2 separate regions of the Homo sapiens genome follow, and region 2 is linked to region 1. A link is a contact called in ENCODE Hi-C or POLR2A ChIA-PET data. All regions are on one chromosome and are shown on one strand. Each heading gives the region's core, a stretch centred on a gene start or an enhancer-like site at or near the end of the contact. The rest is flanking DNA. Distances are from core to core; before and after follow the strand shown.

Evidence for each region. A loop is a pair of places that touch in the nucleus more often than their neighbours do. ChIA-PET counts read pairs that join two places held with the same protein, here RNA polymerase II (POLR2A). Pooled maps may share reads with other maps.
Region 2: a map of left ventricle myocardium inferior shows a loop between it and region 1 (3-fold over the local background). The contact joins two enhancer-like sites. A Hi-C loop is called at or near these places in 4 of 168 maps with a recorded cell type or tissue (left ventricle myocardium inferior, posterior vena cava and sigmoid colon) and 7 of 50 pooled maps. POLR2A ChIA-PET finds 5 or more read pairs at or near these places in 3 of 52 experiments (GM10248, OCI-LY7 and activated T-cell).

The regions. Positions count from the first base shown.
Region 1 is chr9:114,177,508-114,180,515 of GRCh38, reverse strand. COL27A1 (collagen type XXVII alpha 1 chain) reads right to left here. Exons shown (of 61, transcript NM_032888.4): 4 at 2,172-2,225. Among named protein-coding and RNA genes, the nearest start is that of COL27A1, 23 kb to the right of the region's middle. Within about 2 kb of position 1,380, at least 12 of the 41 ENCODE cell types and tissues checked have a DNase peak (open chromatin) inside an H3K27ac peak, as active enhancers do; they include left ventricle myocardium inferior, where a contact is called at or near this core.
Region 2 is chr9:114,248,851-114,251,858 of GRCh38, reverse strand. COL27A1 (collagen type XXVII alpha 1 chain) reads right to left here. Exons shown (of 61, transcript NM_032888.4): 25 at 1,191-1,244. Among named protein-coding and RNA genes, the nearest start is that of MIR455, 41 kb to the right of the region's middle. Within about 2 kb of position 1,503, at least 15 of the 41 ENCODE cell types and tissues checked have a DNase peak (open chromatin) inside an H3K27ac peak, as active enhancers do; they include left ventricle myocardium inferior, where a contact is called at or near this core.

The sequences.
Region 1 (3,008 bases), core at 131-2,630:
TGATGGTGGGACGGCGGGCAGGGAGAGTTGGGGTGGCGTGCAGGCAAAGAGCCTAGAAGCGTGTCAGGAGAGTCATTCACCCAGAGCTAGGTGGAAACTTAGAAATGCCTTACCATGACCCCAGCCTTTATAGATGGGGAAACTGAGCCTAGAAGGACAGAAGGGACTTGCCTAAGATTCCACAACTTCTTGGTAGAAATATTCTTGACTCCTACATTAGAACTCTTCACCAATCATTTGCCCAGCACCTCCAGCACGCAGGGTGCTCTGCCAGGCATCACGTAGGAGAGAGAGGTAACCGAGGCCTATCTCTGGAGGGGCTCAGGTGAATACTCAGAAAAATAAGCACAATAGATGCTTAAGATGGTAGGCTCTGGGCTAGGCGCAGTGGCTCACACTCATAATCCCAGCACTTTGGGAGGCCGAGGCAGGTGGATCACTTGAGGTCAGCAGTTTGAGACCAGCCTGGCTAACATGGTGAAACCCCATGTCTACTAAAAATACGAAAAAATAGCTGGGCCCGGGGGCGTGTGCTTGTAATCCCAGCTACTTGGGAGGCTGAGGCAGGAGAATCCCTTGAACCTGGGAGGTGGAGGCTGCAGTGAGCCCAGATTGCTCCATTGCACTCCAGCCTGGGAGACACAGCGAGACTCTGGCAAAAAAAAAAAAAAAAAAAAAAAAAAGATGGTAGGCTCTGGAGGCAGACTGCCTGGGTTCAATCCTGGCTCTGCCATTTACTCTCTTTGACTTTATCTGAAGTAACTAAACCTTTCTGAGCCTCAGTTTCCTCATCTGTAAAATGGGAATAGATTGAAACCTGTTTCTCAGAATGGCTGGGAAGGTGGAATGAGATCCTGCACATGTGGCTCAGCAAACAGAGTTTAGTGGTCAATGAGAGCTTTGAGAAAGTGGCCCATGCCATCCAGAGGGGACAGGGGAACCACTGCGGGAGTTCCAAGAAGGGAGTGGTCATCAGAAATAAAGGTGGCATTTGCTCTTAGACATGAATGGAGGACAAGTTTACAAAGGAGGACAGCCAGAGCAAAACCGCAGAGGCTTGGGGGCTCAGGAGGTTGGGGAAGGGAGTAGGCTGCCTAGGTCAACGGCCTCATCCTGGTCCCAGGCTGCAAGGTCCCATGGGCTAGCAGCGTCTGTGATATCTATGTGGTCCCCAGAGGGCACGTGCTTCATGAAGGCTCTGAAGCCAGGAGGAAATGCCGCTTCAGATGGCAGATTCCAGAGCCCTGGGCCCAGGGAGCACAGGGCCAGGTCTGGAGGGAACTAGGGCTTGGGTAATTGCATAACCAGAACCACTCGCTGGGCTCAGAGCTAAAAATATGCCCCAGGCAGCTACCTCTGCCAGGGCCTCACCAGGCACCCAGCGTGGGAAAGGCTGATTCAGCCTGGGCACAGATGCCGGGTGCTGTTGGTCTCAGCCCTCTAAGGGAAGCAGGTAGGTTTCCCTCTAAGGGGATCTCCAAGGGTTCCAGTATATGGGTAAGAGCCTGGGTTCCAGTCCTGGTTTTGCCATTTCCTACTCAGTTTCCTCATCTCTAAAATGAGAATGATCTCACTGTCCCATGGGAACTTGGGGTGGGCATGAGAGGTCAAATAAGGCAGCATAAAAGAAGGTGCCAGGCACATCACATAGGAGCTATTTTCCCTCTCGGGCTTGGGCTAGCTCAGTCAGCCACCGCAGCCTGCCAAGCTGTCCCCCAGCCTCTCTCCAGCAGGAGGAACTCAACTCCTCCCCGCATGGCCCCTCCAGGTACCTATGTCCGCACCCCTACTCCAGGAGAGCCCTGCAGAAACAGGAAGAGGGATGCAAGGGTCATATATTCCCCAAGGCAGTTTTCCTGGCCAAACACTGAAGCTCACCAGCCGAAGGGATGTGATCTTCTGGAGCCCCTTCCCCACCCCAGGCTGCAAAGGGTGATATCCCCAATGGACAACTGAGACCTACAAGAGGTCATTGCTGTTCCATGCCATATCTGTCCATATAGCACCCTTGAGAGCCCTAAGTCCACTCCAAATGGATAAAGCCAAATATGGGTGCCAGAGAGGGGGAGGGAAGAACCTGAGGACACACAGCAAACCCGAGACCTCAGGGGCAGTGAGACGCAGGCCAAAGAGCCACCAAGAGTTCCAAAGGACAGTGTGAGATAACTCACCCGAGGCCCACGTGCACCAGGGATTCCAGGTAGCCCAGGTAGCCCAGGGGGACCCTGAGGAGAAAACAAGAAGACAGCATTAGACAGTGCCCACTGGCAGCAGAGAATGGGCTCAAGCAGTCATTCAACAATCCCGCCTGCAGCTGTGGGCATGGATAGTCCGCGGCTAAGAGGAGGAGTCCCCTGAGGTCCCTGCCCTGAGAAATTCATGCTCTTTGGGGCTTTTGGGCTTTCATAGCTACTATTCAGTCACTGACGCCCTCATCATTTATCACCCAGCTAACTTAGGGTGTCACCTTCTCCAGAAAACCTTCCCCAAGTTGGACAAAGTCCCTTCTTTTCCTCTATTTTAAAGACCGCTATCTTACTTGGGGAATTATCTGCTTAGAAGCCTGTGTCTCCCATCAGATGACAGTCTCCTCAAAGGAACTAAGGGGATATGAGTCATCTGCCTATCCCCAGGGCTCAGCCAAACGTTTGATAAAATAAAACAGCCAGAAACCTCAGAGCTCAGCCAAATTCTCTGCAGAATCAGAACAGAGAAGGGACTTGGCCAAGGTCACACCAAGTATCTCTGCCCCACAAACAGGCAGCACAGCACACAGAGCATGGCATGGGTTTTTGAATCAGACATGCCTGGGTTCAGATCCCTGCCTGCCGCTGACAAAATGCACAAGTCTTTAGCCAGCTTGTGCCCATACAAACGGAGGCAATAAAACACTCCCCATGGGATTCCAAGGATGACATGAGAGATGATAAATGTTAACACGGTGCCTGGTATGTAACTGGCACTCAAATTTTCTATCTGTTCCCATGGCCACAGCATGGTCCAGCCTT
Region 2 (3,008 bases), core at 254-2,753, 71 kb before region 1:
TGCTAAGGTGTTATTATTGGAGGACTTGACCCACTTGGGGGCAGAGCCGGTCAGGGAAAGCTTCCCTCGGGAAGTCCCTCTTGACCCAAGAGCTGAAGGATAATGAAGAGCATCTGGGCAGAAAGGGTGGAGGCAGATGGCAATGGGAAGAAAGCATTTGGCTAAGGGAATGGCGCAGTCAATGGTTTGTAGGTGAGAAGGGACATGGGTCATTTGAGCAACAGCAGAAGCCCAGAGTTGGCTTTGATGTTGTGCTATCATTATGTAAGATGCTACCACTGGAAGAAACAGGGTGAAGGGTACTATTTTTTGCAACTTCTTGTGAATCTGTCATTATTTCAAAATAAAAAGTTAAATTTAAAATTTCAAGATAAAAAGCTGAATTTAAAAGGAGGAGGAGCAGAAGGGGAAGGAGGAGGAGGGGGAAGCGAGGGAGGAGGAGGAGGAGGAAGGCAGAGGCCCGAGGGTCTGGGCCACATAGAGTGATAGAGTGTGGCACAAGAGGATCCTGGAGAGTTAGGCGGGGCCAGACTTGCGGGGGATACTTCCTCCCTCTGGACCTCAGTTCCTCCATCTATTCAATGGGAATAATATTGGTTCTCCCAGAGGGCCTGCTCTGGGGATCGGATAAACCCATACAAAGGAAGACAAGTGCCTCCAAGGCCCTTGGTGGGAGCTGGGAGCCAACATGAGGCAGAGTGTCTTAGTGAGCAAAGTGTAGCTAACCTTTGGCAATGAACCTGGTTCAAATCTCAGCACTGCCACTTATTATCTGGGTGACCTGGAGTAAGTCACCTCCCCTATTTGAGCCTCTGTTATCTCATCTAAAACAGAGGCTTAGCAAGGCAACCTCATCTTTCCTCTTTGTAAAGATGAGTCTTTTCCTCCCTGCTCTCGCCGACCCCTGTGCAGGGCCAGTAGGCAGCTGTGAGGAGCCCAGGTCACATGCATCTGCTGGTTGTCACACAAAAGTCTAACTGTGCTTGAGGCTGATGACAGTAGGGCAGGGATAGAACCCCAAGGGATGCCAGGAAAGGGAACAATGTCTCTTGGCAGACTCAGAATGCCAGGTCAGGAGAGAGGCTAGGGGAGGGTATTCTGAAATCCCCAGGTCAAAGGGCCTCTTCACCTTTTTACAATTTCAAAACACAAGCTCTAATTGTTTATCTTTTCCCCTCAACACCACTTACCTTTTCTCCCACGATTCCTGGCTCCCCGACCAGACCAATGAATCCCATAAATCCCTATGAGACACATTCCCGAAAGCAAGAGAAACAACGTGAATCCGGGGACCCAGCCCTCCCGCTCCTTCCCCTGAAGCTCATCTCCCAGGTGTCTCCCACCCGTGCCTGGTCACCCAGCCAGCATGGGGTTGTGCCGGGGAGAGCGCTGCCTCTCTCTGGGCACCGTTCTGACTTCCCTCACTCCACCAGATGGTTCTGATTTTGAAGCCAAGCAGCGGGGCCGCTGCCAACATCCCTGGGAGCGCCACACATTCTTCCCGCGCCAGAAGCAGGCTGGGAGGCTGCCACGTTTGGAGAGCTGGGGTTGGGCGGGGGGTGGCTTAAGCTGAGCTGGGAAGAGGCCATCTGTGCCCATCTTTCGGGGCTCTGGGGCTGTTTCAAAGAGTGAAACAAACCCGCTGGCTGGGACAGAAATACCGTAACAGCCTCCGCCAAGAGAACTGATTGGAATCGGGGAGGCGGAGGCCTCTTTACTGTCTTCTGAAAGGCCTCCTTGCCTTTTTCTGAAAGGGTGCACACACAGACACACGCTGCAGCTCCTGCTGCTCTGCTGAACTCCGCTGGGTGACAACTTGCCTCTGGGTTCCAGGGGGTTCTTCTAGGTGGCCCCAGTCCTTGCCGTCTCCCTGAGCAAGCAAACACGCACACGCGCAGCGAGGGTGGACAGCCTAGAGGGGTCACCTAGGAAGGCCCATCAATTTCTTATTCAGGCCCCACCTTCTTCCCTGCTAAGGAAAATACAAACTGAGCCGGGAGGGCCTTGTGTGGTTCAGGAGTGCAGAAGTGGCTTTGGAAGAACCCAGATTTGCAGCCAAGAGGTTCTGGGTGAATTAGGAAAGATGGAGGGATGAGTGGATTTTGTCCATAAAATCCGCTCCCTGTCCCCCAAACCCTGGCCAGAGTAAAATGAGACCTTGGGCCAGGAATAGGCCAGAGTTTGTGTACTCAGTCAATAAGGCCGGCCCAGCTGTCAGTTAACTACCATGAGAGGGTTACCTCTGGGATCCACACTTTCTTATCTAAAGACAGTTTTAAAGTGGTCACTTCAGCGAGGGCCACACGTGTCTTGCTGCTGCAGCCTGGGATGTCCGCTCTGGTTGTGTGGCTCCAAAGACCACGCACCTTCCCCTCCAGCCCAAGGCCTCCAAAGCATGTGGCTGTGAACAGGGCCCGGATCTCCCGTACATCCCAGCACCACGCTGGCACTACGCATGGTGGATCCTGCACCTGCCCCTGGTTCCCTGGGTTCAGAGAACTTTCTGAAGTATAAGGTAAGAGGGATGAGGCACTAGGTATAAGGTCACAGCTAACATTTCACAGAAAATAACCAAATACTTGATTTTTGCAACAACTTATTTTTAAAAATTAATTAGAGCATTTTCTAAGTGATAGCAATATTATAACAACGGCTTCAACGTATTGAGCACTTCCTGTGTGCCAAGCCCTGTACCTGGCACTTTATCTATGTAACTGTCATTCAGTCTTCAGGTGTGTGGGTTCTGGGCAAATCAGTCTCTCTGAGCCTCATCTGCAGAATGGGAGACAATAAAGGTACCTCCCTACTTCCTGGCACTGTTCCGAATACGGGAGATGGTGCACGATGCGTAGAGGTACTTCATACATGTTCGCTCTTTCCCATCCCCTCTTAATTTATTTTACAAGGGCACAGGGGTAAGACAGAGGCCTGGGCTTCCCACAAGGGAGCAGTCAGACATTTAGAGGATGCCGAATGAAGGGAATAAAAACTGCTCTGTTAAAAGGCCC